Regions from separate parts of the Homo sapiens genome. Here region 2 is linked to region 1. The links are chromatin loops, found by intact Hi-C in ENCODE. Cell type or tissue: breast epithelium. All regions are shown on one strand. Each heading gives the region's core, and the rest is flanking DNA. Links, peaks and the distances in the headings are about the cores only.

Evidence for each region. Hi-C counts contacts between places; a loop is a spot of excess contacts. Peaks named below come from ENCODE experiments on the same cell type or tissue, not always from the same donor. Only the 100,000 strongest peaks of a DNase experiment are listed, where the experiment ranks them.
Region 2: a loop joins it to region 1, with 19 times the contacts of the local background. A loop is called at or near these places in 1 of 110 quality-filtered maps.

The regions. Positions count from the first base shown.
Region 1 is chr21:26,868,735-26,876,935 of GRCh38, forward strand. The region is part of intron 1 of LOC105372760 (a long non-coding RNA gene); the gene reads left to right. Among named protein-coding and RNA genes, the nearest start is that of ADAMTS1, 27 kb to the left of the region's middle. In breast epithelium, for the core only: no CTCF peak of the experiment used is centred there; no DNase peak of the experiment used is centred there.
Region 2 is chr21:26,938,983-26,947,183 of GRCh38, forward strand. ADAMTS5 (ADAM metallopeptidase with thrombospondin type 1 motif 5) reads right to left here. Exons shown (of 8, transcript NM_007038.5): 3 at 4,398-4,565. Among named protein-coding and RNA genes, the nearest start is that of MIR4759, 11 kb to the right of the region's middle. RefSeq lists an enhancer at 3,502-3,671 and a cis regulatory region at 3,587. In breast epithelium, for the core only: no CTCF peak of the experiment used is centred there; no DNase peak of the experiment used is centred there; H3K27ac peaks cover 550 bases.

The sequences.
Region 1 (8,201 bases), core at 2,528-6,527:
TATGTAAAAATGCATGAAAGACATGCAGATATGTATATGTGAATGAATGTCTGCATAATATATATATTGTGTGTATATATATGTCAAACAAACCAATTTTCTTGTTATACTGGTAAAATGGTGTATTTCTATTAAAATGATAATTATATTTTATAGAAATACATAGAAAATACTACAGAAAATGCTAAGTCAAAAGAAAGGGATACAATAAAGAATAAAGAAACATACGGCATGTTTCATGTAGTCCATCTTCCACAAATTTCAAAAATGACATTTTTGTTGTATGAGTTTGTTTGCCCCTTTGGCGCTTCAAACAAAGCTTCCTAGTCATTTAGAAGATAAAATTCAAACTCCTGTTGTGCCCTGGGACAACCTGTCTAGGGTCAACTCTCAGAAGCCCTTCTTGCCCTGTGAATTCTCATGGTACCTAACTCTGTTGTTTTCTGCACACACAATGCTGCTTTATATCTCTGTACTTTTACCTAGTCTATATTCCCTTCCTAGATCGATCTTGAAACATCCTTTACACTCTTGTGAACCTGAAAAACATTTATTATTTTTAGTACTCTGCTCTTCTGGTGACATCATGTTGACGAAATCCCACATGGTGTCAGTTTTCTCCTGAGAAACAAACAGGCTGAGGTAGGAACATCTTCCTTTCTTCTATTTTTATTGCTATATATATAGTTATTTTATTACCTTTTATACGTATAAAATTTCTGTAATTGTTTGGTTACTGATACAGTTTTCACACAGGAGTGTAAACTTCTCAAGGACAGTAGTTGTATCTTATCACCACCTGTAACTAAAAAAAAAATTCTCAGGCACTCAACCAACAAATATTTATTTCAAATTAATTGAAGTGAAAACTATTAAGATCAATATGGAAATAATGTTTGTCTATGATGGAATTCTGAGGAAAGCATACTTCCTTAAGTAAATTTTACGGTGAAGGAATTATTAGGAAGCAGATTTCTTAATGTTGTCCTTTGCGTTTCTTAGTTTTAAGTAACAATTGTTAAGCCATATAATTGTTTTAGGTAAGAAACTTTAATACAAGACTTGGCTAACTGGAGGTCTTTATTTAAATGTACAATACAGGATTCAAAAATTAGTAGACTTTTCTTTCCATTTCAGGCGGTATTTTGGACTAGATTGCCTTAAGATTCCTCCTATGGAAAAGAGCTAAAAGAGACAGAGAAAATATAACAACAAACTCTTTATGAGTGCATCTTGTAAACACACAAGAAAGTAAGGAATTTTTAGAGGGCAAAGAATCAACAGAGGAAAACAAAACTTAGATGTAAATTCTCCTTGAGGAAATTTTCTGTAGGGAGAAAGTTTGTTTTTAAGGACTGTCCATAAGTGGGGAACACGGGATCAACTCCATACAAGATGGATATTCACAGGCAATCACTTCTCTACATCCCATATATTTAACTCTCAGGAGAGGACAAGAAAAATAGTCCATCTTAGACTCTGATGCTGTATAGAGGAAAAAGAAAAATTTTCTTTGAGACTCTGTAACCATAAGCCATCTGATTTCAGTTTTATAGACAGAATTCATACTTCCTGGGTGGTCTCAGTTCTCAGCATACGCTCAGTGTAATGTGGTCCTGGTTACTAGTGTTCCTGGGACCTTGCAGGTCCAGACAAAAGCCCTCTCCCATGAAAACTACCACAGCTTGAGGCTCAAATAATATCCATAGAAATATGAGCTCACAGTAAAAACAAAAGTGAAACAAAGCAAAGCAAAATAAGCAAGCCTTGATGAGTGAGAGCCACCAGAAAAAAAAACAAATCATAGAATCAAATCTGAAAAAAGATGTTAAATGTTGGAATTATCAGACACAACATATAAAACAATGATTTGAAAATAAGTTACGAGAGAGTCTGTAAAAATTGACTGAATACAAAATCCGAATATGATGGGTTTATTAGCAGATTAGACAAAGATGAAGAGCAAATTAGTGAACTGGAAAGAGATATGGAGAAATTTCAAAGAATGTAAGAAAGTCCATGGGATGAAAGATAGAGAAGACATGTTAAGTAAAATGAAAGATAGAGTCAGGTTAAAAACGAGGAATTAATATGTAAACAGTAAATTTATCATAACGGTAAAAATTTAGGTGAACAAAGATAAAACGAAGACTTAACCCTTTTCCGGTTTAGAAAAAAAAGTGCAGCTCACTGCCAAAACAATTTCACATAAATATGCTCTTTGAGGCTGAAGCAAATCTGATTGATTTTCAACATGAAAATAAAATATATAAGCTGTTCTCAGAGTTATTTCTAACCAGAACTAACATCAGAATTGTCTGAATCATGAGAATTATCTATTTCGGAAAAATCAGATTCATCAAATGAATCTTTGATCAGCAACTGTTCAAGAACAACGTTAACATCACATGTAGGAATGCTAGATTTTCTAGGATTTGATATATTTAGCAATGGAGAATTGCCATATTTTGCAAATGGAAATGCCACTACTAAAAACAGAATGCTGTAAATAGAATGACGTTTTCTGTTTCTGAAGTTGATATACAAGAGCAATGCGAAAACAATAATAAAAGCAAAATATTTTGTGGCAAATTTATCTCAGGGTAAATGCTGCAGCTGCAAGCACTGCAGCTTTTATCTATGCAAACTTTTTGAAATGCTACATCAGTGAGTATTCTCAGGGCAAATGGGAAAAGGGTTACAACCTCAGCCAGAAGTATAGACAGCTATGTTCAGTCAGATGATAATTATTCTGAGAAATGATTTCTCCACAGCATCAGTGAAAGCTTGAGGAAAGTGGAATGATATATTTAATATCCTGAGAGAAAGTAACTGTCAGTGCAGAATTGTATACTAGAAAAATCACAAGAATTAGGGCAAAATAATGACATTTTCAGATAAAACCTAACAGAGTTTGTCCACAATAGACTAAGGAAAACCTAAAATATGTATTTCAGTGTAGGGTCCAGCCCTACAGGGCCTGTGGGTTTTTCTCTTCATGTGCGGAGAGGAGAGATCATAGAAATAAACACACAAGACAAAGAGATAGAAGAAAAGACAGTTGGGACCAGGGGACCACTACCACCAAGGCGTGGAGACCGGTAGTGGCTCCGAATGCCTGGCTGCGCTGTTATTTATTGCATACAAGGCAAGAAGGCAGGGTAAGGAGTGTGAGTCATCTCCAATGAGAGGTGAGATCGCACGAGTCACGTGTCCATTGGACAGGGGACACTTCCCTATTTGGTAGCCGAGGCAGAGAGAGACAGGGGACAGCTTATGTCATTATTTCTTCTATGTATTTCTTGGAGAGATCAAAGACTTTAATACTTTGACTAATTCTGCTACTGCTATCTAGAAGTTGGAGCCAGGTGTACATGTCGGAGCATGAAAGTGGACCAGGAGCATGACCGCTGAAGCACAGCATCACAGGGAAACGTTTAGGCCTCTGGATGGCTGTGGGCGGGCGGGCCTGACTGATGTCAGGCCTTCCACAAGAGGTGGTGGAGCAGAGCCTTCTCTGACTCCCCTGGGGAAAGGGAGACTCCCTTTCCCGATCTGCTAAGTAACAGGTGCCTTCCCAGGCACTGGTGCTACCACTAGACCAAGGTCTGCTAAATATACTTACGGGTGACTTCCCAGACACTGGTGGGAAGTCCTCTAGTGGCCCTGTCCGGGCGAGACAGAGGGCTCACACTCCTGTCTTCTGGTCACTTCTCACCGTGTCCCTTCAGCTCCTATCTCTGTATGGTCTGGTTTTTCCTAGGTTATAATTGTAGAACAAAGATTATTATAAAATTGGAATAAAGAGTAATGCTACTAACTAATGATTAATAATATTCATATATAATCATATCTATAATCTATTTCTAGTATAACTATTCTTATTGTATGTATTTTCTTTATTATACTGGAACAGCTTGTGCCTTCGGTCTCTTGCCTCGGCATCTGGGTGGCTTGCCGCCCATATTTCAGGAAGAAAGAATATTATCTTAGACAGAAGTTTTTGTCAGGGGGTCAAGCAACAACTTCATTGTCTATATAATGATTCCAGAGTGTATAAAAAGAAAGAAAAAATTAGCTCTTTATATGAAAATAGCGTAAGTTTGTTAGCAAAAGTCCCCCAAAAAATGAATGAAGAAGGAGAAGAGATATCAGGTCATTTCATTTGTGGCATTGATGGAAAAATGTTTAGTCAAATATTAGAGCAAACATAACTGAGCCATGTACAATAAAGAATATAAATACTTTTTGACCAGGTGGTTTAACTCAGAAGTGCAACAGAGATTCAACATAAAATCAGGCCAGGTGCAGTGGCTCATGCCTTTGATCCCAGCATTTGGGGAGGCCAAGGTGGGAAGATCGCTTGAGGCCAGAAGTATGAGACCAGCCTGGGGCAAGATAGCAAGACTCAGTCTTTATTTAAAAAGAAAAAAGAAAAATCAATAAATGCAAATAAATGCATTAATAATTTGAGGAGAAAAACTTGGCAATTGTAGGAAAAGATACCTAAAAATAGTAAGTTAAGAAAAAGAAATAAAAAGATGGCACAAATAGAAAACAAAGCTAATCACTATGAGTAGATACATCAAAGGCAACTGTACTAAATATTCCGAAGACAAAGATTAAAGATTGTTAGATCAAAATAACAATAATAATAATAAAGAACCACTTGTGTATACTCCTACATGGGACATAACTTTTTAAGAAGGATAAAATATAGATAGGTTGAAAATAGACACTGGAAAGGGTATACGTATTAGGCTATTCTTGAGTTGCTATAAAGAAATACCTGAGACTGGGTAATTTATAAGAAAAGTGGCTTGATTGGGCTCACAGTCCTTTTATTTTTTTTTTTTTTGAGATGGAGTCTCGCTCTGTCGCCCAGTCTGGAGTGCAGTGGTGCAATCTCGGCTCACTGCAAGCTCTGCCTCGATTGGGCTCACAGTTCTACAGGAAGTATGCCACCGGCATTTGCTTCTGGGGAGACCTCAGGAAGCTTTTACTCAGGGCAGAAGGTGAAGCAGGAGCTTGCATGTCCCATGGCAAAAGCAGGAGTGAGAAAAAATTAGGGAGAGTGGGAGGAGGTGCTACACGCTCTTAAATGACCAGATCTTGTGTGAACTCAGAGTGAGAGCTCACTCATTATCAAAGGTATGGCCCAAGCCATTCATGAGGGATCTCCACCCCTATGACCCAAACACCTCCCATCAGGCCCCACCTCCAACACTGGAGATTACAGTTCAACTTGAGATTTGGGAGGGGACAAATATCTAAACTATATCAACATATACTAAAACCTTAAGCAAATATGTGTATTGTGAATGTCTTGTCCTAATCTATGCAAACTTTTTGAAATGCTACATGATATCTTCCAAAAAAACAGAAGTTTTAAGTTCTAGTGCAGTATAATTTATCAACTTTTCCTTTCAGGCTTAGTATTTTCTGAACTTTGTTTTAGGATTTTTGCCTAATTCCAAGTTACAAAGATTCTTTCCCTTTTTTATTTAGATGTTTATAATTTTACTTCTTACATGTAGAGCAATAATCCATTTCAAATTAATATTTGGGCATGGGAAGTGAAGTAGAGATCAAATTTTATTTTATTTTTATATAGATACATAATTGTTTCAGTACTGTTCTAGTGATCAATTTCTGCCAAAAACCAACCAAGCAAAAACAAACAAAACTATCCCAAAACTTAGAAGTTTAAAATAAATAAAGTGAGTAAATAAAATAAAATGGGTAAAACACTCATTTTATTTTTTTCCATGATTCTTTGGGTCAGGAATTATGGAAAGGCTCAGCAAGGTGGTTCATCTCTGCTCTATATTATCTGCTAGGATGCCTGGCTTTGAAGGATCTACTTCCACAATGGCTTCTTCCCTGTTATGTCTGGTGCCCGGGCTTCTTGGCCCCTCTCTATTTCTTAATCTCCACATGGTGTCTCATCCACTAGGGCTTCTCAATGTGGCTTGGGATTTTCACAGAACAGTGACCCAGAGTAGTTGAACTTTTTACATAGCAGCTCATGGTTTCAAGAGACCAAGGTGGAAGCTACCAGCCCACTTATGACAAGGTCCAGAAATAGCATTATAACCAATTCTACCATGCTATGTTGGTGAAAACAGTTACAAAACAGCTCAGATTCAAGGGAAGGGAAACTGACCACATCTCAATGGAAAAAAATGTGAACAAATTTATGGCCATCTTTTTTTTATTATTATGCTTTAAGTACTGGGGTACATGTGCAGAACGTGCAGGTTTGTTACATAGGTATACATGTGCCATGGTGGTTTGCTGCACCCATCAACCTGTCGTCCACATTAGGTATTTCTCGTAATGCTATCCCTCCCCTAGCCCCCCACCCCACAACAGGCCCCGGTGTATGATGCTTCCCTCCCTGTGTCCATGTGTTCTCATTGTTCACCTCCCACTTATGAGTGAGAACATGTGTTCTTTAATTGGCCACAGCATCATATAGAGAGGACCATTCTTTCCCCCATTAAACTGCATCATAGTTATCATAATTTAAAGAAATATTGGCCTATGAATCTATTTCTAAACTGTTTCATAAAATTAAACATGTACTTACCATAGGACCTAGTAATCCTACACCTCAGTATTTACACAATATAAATGAAAAGCTATATTAACATAGAAACCCACCCCATGAATATTTACAGCAGCTTTATGCATAATTATCCAAAACTGGAAATGATTCTAATGTTCTTTCATCAGTGAATGGATAAAGAAACTGTAGTGTAGTGATACAGTGAAACTTATTTAGCAAATAAAGGAAATAACTATTAATTTACACAACAACATAGATGAATCTTAAATACATTTTGCTAAGCAGAGGAAACCAAATTCAAAATGTCATATATTGCTTGATTCCATTCATAAAGTATTATATAAAAAGCAAAATTATAGGATGTGTATTTGTCAGGGTTCTACCAAGAAACAGAAGCAATAACATACGTATAGAGATATATAAGAGATTTCTTACAGGAACTGGCTCATGCGAGTTTGGAGGCTGAAAACTACCTTAGTATTCTATCTGTGAGCTGGAGACTAGAAAGCCAGTGGTGTAATTCAGCCAGAATCCAAAGACCCAAGAACCAGGGGAGTTGAGAACAGGGAGGGGGGTTCCACTGGTGAGAACTGAATGTTCCACCTCTAAAAGAGAGAGAGAGAAAATTCGCTTTTCTTCTCCATTTTTGTTCTATCTAAGCCCTCAGCTGATTGGATGGATGCCGGCCCACATGGGTAAGGGTGGATCTTCTTTACTGGGTCCACTGATTCAAATGACAATCTCCTCTACAAACACCCTCACTAACACACCCAGAAATAATGTTTCATCACGGAAATGTCTGGGCATCCCTCAACCCAGTCACGTTCACACATAAAATTAACCAGTGCGGGATGAAAAAGAAGTCTAGTTGCTAGGTGTTGGGGTGAGGGGAGATGTTGACAGCAAAATGTCATCATAAAGGAATTTGGGGGCTGATGAAACTTTTCAAATCACAACTATAGTGGTAGGCCCATGACTCCATTCATTTTTCAAAACCAATAAAACTGTATACCACAAAGAATGGGTAAGTTAAAGCTAAATTCAAAAAGAGCATCACATAAATACTGCATTGCAGTTAGTAGCTTTGTTTCTTATAGAGATATGGGTTAGTTATTCTGAAACTAATTTATGTGGACACCATGGTTGAAAACACAAGTAGATATATGTAGAAAATAAAAGCCAGGTTTCTTTCTTATTGTTTGAGAATAAAAGTTTCAAATAAGTAAAGGAGGAAGGTTAGAATGAACTCCGTGCTGCTAGACTGGAGTTGGAAATATCTGTATAAAGGTGTGTGTGTGTGTGTGTGTGTGTGTGTGTGTGTGTGCGCGCGTGCGCGCGCGCGCGCACAGAAATAAATATATAATGTGTATGTACATATGTATGAGGTAGTATACATACACATTTCTTCACACTCTGTCTGCTGAAAGGGTTTAAAAGCAATGACAACCCAGTAGCAATAAGAACACTTGAAGCCCAGATTTTGATTTTCAAGTAACATTCTCCAAAGAAAGAAACCACGCTCCTTGGTAAAGAGGTTGCTTGGACAAGGAAAATATAGGACGTGCTTGAAATATCTTGTGGTACCAGAAAGTAAAGTAGTTATAACTATAAATTACTTGTGTTAAACATA
Region 2 (8,201 bases), core at 1,618-5,617, 69 kb after region 1:
ATCAAACTCATCCGAAGAAGCCTAACACCACTGCTTACAATCTCCCTTTGCTTCCACTCTTCATCTCACTGCCCTTGCCCCTCAGCTTTTAGGTCTTTACTTGAATGTCTAATGTTAAAAGAAAAATGGGTGCATTTGCCTGCTCTTTGATCACTCATTCTGGGCCCAGTGATATAAGAATGAACAAGAGCACTTCAAAAAACCAGACAATTGTTGTCAAAAAGCAATTCAAGGGGTCTGGGTATGAAGCTGTTAGATGCATTAGGTATATTGTTGAGCAGATGTAATGGCAAGGAAATTAAATTAAAGATTCCCTGTGATAGAGGATAAAGGAAAGTTTTTAAAAATATAAGTCACCGTGGCCTTAAACTATATGTCTTATTTTCACACTCTATTAAAGAGCATATTTAGTATGAAAATCAAGATACAACCATAGTGTTGGCTTTGAATTTTATTAATGCCACCTTAAAAACTGATGTTAAGCTCTCCTGGCTAGCTTTAGTCTATATACTTAACAAAAGATTCAGAGAACTGGTTTTCCAATATCATTTTATGTGCAAAGTTCTGTGTTCAGTAAGTGGCTGTAAACTTAGCTCTTTACACTACATGACGAATTTTCAAAACCATCCATAGATTTTCCTTAGCAACCTGTGTTGTGAGTGTTCTTGAGCTGTATCTACATAAGTCATGGCCTTTCTCATCATCTGGCACTGTGGACTCAGGGATACAGCAGACACAGCTATCTTTTCTGGACTCAAGGTTAGTAAACATTTGAGAAAGGAAATTCAATAACCTGCTTTCACTGCACAATTTCTTTGCCAGTGCTTACCTTTATTTTTGAGGATCATACTCCTAGCCAGCTTGCCTAGAGCTAGCTTGTATAAACACTGCAGAATGTCTACAAGTATCTTGGCCAAGGTTGGGAGGAGGGGGGTCCCATGAGACATGGCTTCTCCTTTTCTGAATCACAAATCTGCAGACACAGTGACTTTAGAGTGAGCACGCTGGTTTTTCAACCATAACCTAATTGCTGCATATTTCTTGTTGGAACTAAATCAGGAAACACTCAGTACTAATGAATTTACATTTGGCAGTGGACGAGTGCTACAAATGTCCAGCTACTTATGGCTAATAATTTTAAAAATAAATCAAATGCTTTGAATTTAACTTTACTCTCCGACCTCATTTCTCCAGTATTGCTGAAGGTGAGAGGGGGTGGGGTAAGATATTAGACATAAATGGAATTCCCATTTATAATGTACTCTTTAGGTACCATTGAAAAATTGTATATGTGTTGTCAGATTACCTGCTTAAAAATAGCAAATTGCTTTTCTGCCTTTATACTGGTCACAGTTTAACTTTCCTAGATAACTGAAAGTCATTTTTTTCTGTGTGTCAATTATTGTATCATGCTGAAATATAGCACTAACTTGAGGGACCATGTTGGTGAGATAGGGCTTTTGACCTTTAGAAAATGGTACCAGACCACTGTGCCTTTCATGTTTTCAGGCTATTTATAGCCTTTCTCTTATTGTTAAATAATATCATTTCTTGTTCTCAGATTACCTGTCTAAAGTCTCCCCACCCTCATCCATCATGACTATTTTATTGCTTAAAAAAATTGAGTGGCCTAGAAAATTAGAACAGAAAAATGGTAGAACTGTAAAATACTAATAAATGGGCTCTGAGTGGAAGCCTGTGTAGCTTTCTATGAGTAAAGTTAAAAGGTTTTATAATATAGTTTTGTGACATCGTTTAGTCTTCTAACAAAGATGCATCTTTGTTATTCTATCATCTTGGACTGTGACTGTCTTCTTAGTTCTCTCCCATGCTCTGTAGTTGAAATGTTAGCACCTCAATCATCTCTAAAGTGGGTTTGGTAGTTTCTATGGCCACACTTTCACTTACATTGACTTAAGTGAGCTTTTTGGTTACAATTTAAAAGTTATTAAGTTATTTCAATTCATCTTTAAATAATAGCACTACAGGGAGTACCACTGTTTCAATTCTGAATCTGAGTATGCTCTTTTGAAACAAAGTAAGACAGACATAACTGAGCTTTGTCATTGTGCCACACTGCTTTTCTTTGGTTTTTGTTATTCTGAAATCACTTTATTCATGTTATAAGCTACTGATAAAATAGGATTATTTTTATTGAAACAAAAGGCTGCCTAACCAAACCAAGATATTCAAAAGTGAGAAAGTCTAGATTGGATGAAAAAAATCAAATAAGTAAACTATAAGCATTTTCTGCTCAAGGAATTTTGATAATTGAATTTATTTAATATATATACATGAGAAATTTAGATACTTTTTTATTAGTGCAAATGAACAAGATCTATTTCTATTAAAATTATGTTCTTAGTTGTTCTCTATCATGAGCCCTTTGGAACAGAAACAGATATAAAAATATGTAAATTTGTTATAAAATCTTTAAAAAATCAGAGCATAGACTCTTTTAAATATAGAATTAATGTTAAAAATGAAGACAATGCTGAAAGCATATTTACTGCATAGAAATTAAGATCACAAATTCCATAAACATGAAATAAATGAATCATTCCAAAATTAGGAACAAAATTCTCCACAGCATTGTAATTAGCTGACCTAATATTTGCACAGGGAAAAAAATTTGGTCTCATTTTAGCCATAAGTATTTGCTGCCTTAGCAACTAAATCCATTCATTTAGTGATTCAAGGTTTAGCTCAACTTCTTGGAATGTGTAACATGTGATTTTGAAATAAAATATTAATGTTATTTTATTTTCAGAAAACCTGAAAAGAAGTAAAACAGAAAAGCAATATTATGCGTGGAGACTTAAGATTCCACCCAAGAAGGACTTTATGAGATACTGACCTGATCAATGTAGATAGGATGATAGTAAGGTAACATTCATTTTAGGACTTTATCTGCATTTAATCCACAATGTAAACTGAGCTAAACATAAAATTACCATTGTATTACTGGTCTAAGGAAAAAGCTTCATACGTTAATTCTTATTGTTGTTTCCAAGTCTTTAAATTATTGACATATTTTTTCAACTAAAAAGGAACTTTTTTTTTGTATTGAGATATATTTTAAACCAAGCTGGACTCAGATTGCTTTTCAAAATGAGACAAGCAAATATATAGTAACAGGCAGCTAAAGCCTTACCTGTTCACCACGAATGGAGCAAGAATGGGTTAATGAACATATTTTGACTCCATGGTATCAGAGAACTGTGCAGCTGAATTTCTTTAAGTCTGAAATAATTTGAATTTGTCCATTGTTCTGGTATTATGTAGCCACAGTTCCAAACAGTCAACATACTAAAAAATTATGGGACATTGAGTCATAAACTTTGTGGAACTGGGAAAAAGACGGTTGCCATAGATTATTCAACTTTGAACCGTATATCATGAGGTAATTTTATAGAAAATTATTATGATCAATAATTTCTGTCACATTCAATTTAACTACTAGTTTTAGAAACATAAATTTTAAGAGAACATAAAATAAATGAGAATATGTCCATTTCTGTAACATAGGAAATTTCAGCTACATAATGTCTGATGATTCTTTAGAGTGCTAATGCATCTATCCTCCTGTGTTTTTATTACTTTAAAGTACTGAAGAATGCTTGGAAATTTGCAACAGCTTGTTTCAAAGATTACTTAGGGGTCAGAATTTATTATTTCTAAAAATTGTAACTTCCTCAGTATTTCAATGTAATTTACAGCACTGATCCTAGTCTTACAGAATTTAATAAAGTATGTTGTGCTCTTGAACTATATTTGAAGGATAAAGCCAAAGATTTTCTTTTGAAGTTCTTAAAGTGTTTTCCCATCATTCAGATTGCTTTTCTATTTCTGTTATGCAGTTTTTACTCTACTTTCAGGAGAATCTCCTATCAGAATAAAACCAAATTCTTCTAGTCAGTGCAAATCTAGAAAGCTTCCTCTTCTGGGCTTATGTTGCCATAAAGAGAATCCAGTAGAATTGTCACCTACACCTTAACTGCACCCCTATAATAGGCATGTAACAAATAATTCTGAGAGTCATATTAATAGCAGGGAAACCAAGATGTCTGCCAAAGTTCTCACAGGAAGCTAGTGGTAAAAGAAGGAATAAAAGCCAGACTTTCAGGGCACTAGCTAGGCATTCTGTGTGGTCTTCCACACTGCTTCTCCTTTGAAATTTTTCAATTCAAAAGCCAAAATACCATAGCTAAAATGCCACCAAGGACGTTGGCAGTACATACCCACATATGATCAATTTTCTTGGTCTTTCTTCTGACACTATCCACACAACTATTGTCTTAGAGGGCAAGATGAATATTATGAGGATATAATGAAGTCAAACTCCTAAGAATCCCAAATTTTGTTTCTCAGTCTGTGTTCTCCTAAATGATACATACCATGGCCATCATCCAGGAATTCTGTGATGGTGGCTGAAGTGCATTTGGACCAGGGCTTAGATGCATCAATGCTGGTAAGGATGGAAGACATTAAGCGCTTATCTTCTGTGGAACCAAAGGTCTCTTCACAGAATTTGGAATCGTCATGGGAGAGGCCAAGTAAATGTCCTAAGGGAGACAACAGAGGAAGTACAAATAATCCGTGATTGTGTATTTCTATCTTTCCATGACAATTATGCTAGGGCTTGATTTTTTTCCCCTAATTGTAGATGAGTTCACTTTAACTGCTTTCTCACCCAGAGACTGGACCTCCAGGGAAATAAAAGTTGCATGGAGTTAGTGTAGCAGTTGCTTTTGGTGAACATTTCGATGGAAACTGAAAAACTAAAGAGTAGATGTTCCCATAATTCATCTGGATCACATATGCTTAATGTCATGTGGAAACAAAGCCTTATTTAGAATCTAGAGTTTGCGAGACAATTGTGGGATTATGTCATAGCCCTCACCACGTATCATTTTGATTGTCTAATTTTCTGCCTTCTCTGATCAAGCCCCATGAGATCAAAGTGCATTTGCTCCCATATACTGTTGAAACCTCTGTATTGAACTTAGTGCTGTGCAAGTTGCAAACACTTAGTAGATGGTTTTTGAATGTCAGTGACTTATTTTCTTAGTCAAGTAAATAGGTGGCTAATAAAAGGGAGGACTAGGGGAGACAAAGAAAGAGAAGTGAAATGAGGAAGTTTCCGGTTTCTTGCAAAACTAAGCTTGCTTCATCCGTTCATTTCTTTTGGTGATTTAGTGAGTTATGAATGTTTACTATTGTCACAAACATATAGCTCATTTTGAAAACATACCCATTTACATTTTAAAATGTCAAAATACCAATAATATGGAGTTTGAGAGCTTGAAGAAAGGACAGCTTGGTTTCCCAAGTGATAGTTGTGAGTGTTCAAAACCACTCAGCCAGGTGATATTTGTGCTTAAGCCTCTCAACCAACAATGTTCTCTGAAGTTCCAGTCAAGCTAGATATTATTTCACAGAGCCCATAATTGCATTCTTATAATCCAAGTAAATTGCTTTTTATTACATAAGATCAATTTTCATGCAGTCTAAAGATAAAATGATATTCCACAACAAATTTACAATGCTATTTAAAACATCTAGGACAGTAGTTTGAGCAATTACAAACTCTAAAAAGTAGACAGCAAATCATCCTAGTGGTGTTTTTAACAAAGCTTTCTAGAATCATACACAAACCACTAAAACAAATTTAGGAAACACTGTAGCAAACTGATGACTACATTCTCCTTGGGATCTTGAATGCCAAACGCAGAAAACTTTGGCCATTCTAGCAAAAGAGTCCAGTGTGCACCAATAAAACCCAACAGAGATGAAATCTTTCACTTTATATTCCGACTACTTTGGGCCAACTTGTTAAATCACCAACACCTCATAACAAAATTGTCCACTGAGCAACTGACTGCTGTTATGGCTGAAAATAAGTGGCTAGGGCTCGGTGACCTTCCAAGCCTCCACATTTTTATGTTATTTATACAGATATTTACTTCGACAGCATTTACTAGGCTTACAAGTTTTCTCTGGGAAGTTCTCCCACCACCACTTAACATTTTGTTTGGTCAGTAGCATAAGTGTGCATTATAGTCTATATATAAAGTATGTCCCAAATAACTTGCAAAGGAAATTAGCAGGGGCTCATCTAATTTTTGAGTGGTTTGTTGAGTTTTTCAAGAAACTCACAGCTCACAGAAAAAAAAAAAAAACAATCTTTCATTCATGTACTATTAGAAATGACTTAAAGTTACTTAGTACATGAAATACTTGCTGATATCGCACTCTACACTTCCCGAAATTTTCCAAGATAGAAGATTTATCAGTTAACACTGAGGGATATGGTGGAAATTTCACTCTTGAGTTTTTTCCTCTGGCATAGAAGAAAAGTGTCCCCAAGTGACCTCTGCAACATAATATTTATTTGAATCCAGGTTTTTACTTAAAAAATGTGATGTATACATTCTACTTCATAGGATATTTATATTTATTTAATGAAGTAATGGCCTTTTCCTCCAAATCTATATAAATACATAGCACTTTCCATATGCCTTTTTATTATTGTATCAAGAGATTTTCACTTCATTTGGAGGGTAGATTTTAGAATTCTGATTTAAAATATAGGACACATGGCAGACACGAAATTCACTTTGAGGGACCTGAGAAAGTACCTTCATTCTCTCTTTCAGAGAGGTGAAGCATGTAATTTTAAAGGTTTCAATTATGTAAGCAAGTCAATTTAATTTTGAAATATTTCAGCATCATTTATGAATCTTTTGGAATACTAGTTAATATAACATTATGACTTCTATGCTCCCCAAATTTGCTCATTTTCCACTGAAACTTAATTGCCACTGAAGATGCATAGAGGAAATTGCACTGCGAAAGACTGCCTTTCAAGCATGAACAAATCTTTGCTTCACCTCAGCAAGGGGATGTGACTTTTGTAAGATCTCCAAAAGTCAGGCAGAAACAGACTGCTTAGAGTCAACTGAAAGAGATCGACTCTTTTGAGGGCGAATGAACACTCTGTGCTCCATGAAGAAAGCCTGTCAGCTCTCTGGGAGAGGCATGCTCTCTCAAGGGCAGCGAGAGTCCTGGGCAATGTGAAGAACACTTAAGCACCCAAAGTAACAGGCAGCCAGTTCCAGAGTAGCTGGAACCAGGGCATGGCGAGAGAACCGCGTGACTTCCCTTCAGGAGCTGGACAGGATATGAAAGGGAAGATCAATGTGAGGGATGTTTGGATGCTCTTCAGGAAAGACGTGACACACATTCTAAAGGCTGCAAACAGCAAAAGGAGTGGTATTTTGTAATTCGAGCCCCCAGTCAATTATGCTAAGACATTTACTCTTAGTTGAAATCGGCCTTGAAATAGCAAAAGTATACAAAAGTATAAGCAATTTTAAAGGAGTGCTCACGGTAAAGACGGCACGCTATGATACCAAAAGCTAACTACCAGAGAAAATCCAGAATCCGGGGAATTTAAAATACAGTGTCACAGCTGACAACTGTCTTTTAAGTAGGGATTGTGAAGGGGAATTGGAAAAGCTAATAGCTTTGAAGACATCTGCCTTTTCAGGGAGAGTTTGTTCATAAATCATTCACAGAGATGTTTAAAATGAATGGTGTGGTTTGGAGATTAAGCATTTCTTGGACAAGCAGACCCCAGGAGCATTAGCAGCAGATAGGATTAGATATCCCTGTCTCAGAGAGTAAAACAGCACATGAAGAATATAAAAGAGTGTGGAGAAAATGTGTACAATGCCAAAAGTAATTTGTTGTTTACATCAAATTGTATTACATGATGAGTTTTTAGAGCAATACAGAGCAACAGAGTTAGTTGAGGGTGAGGTTTTAGAGGAGGCAGGGGGATGGAATCGAGAAATCCACATAGAATGGCAATCCTTACCCTTGGAAAAAGAGAAAGAGTTCTTTTTTGGAGAGTCAGAGTGTTGCAAGAGAAGGGTGGGGAGGACTGAAAGCCATTTTGACAGAGATCTGAGGAAGCTCCCTCACTAAAATAGGACGTGAAACTCCTAGTGAGAGAAAAGGCAGAGGTGGGTTTCGAGGTAACTATCTGCTGTCAGGATTTAAAGCAGAGGTAGTGAAGTCTTGCTTTAGGGAAGAATTAGTGTTTGTGTTTAGGACCATTTATAATCAGCAGACATGCAAAAGATCGAAAAGCAGTTTGCTTGAGCAATTTTGTTTACAATACTCTTTCTCAGCTA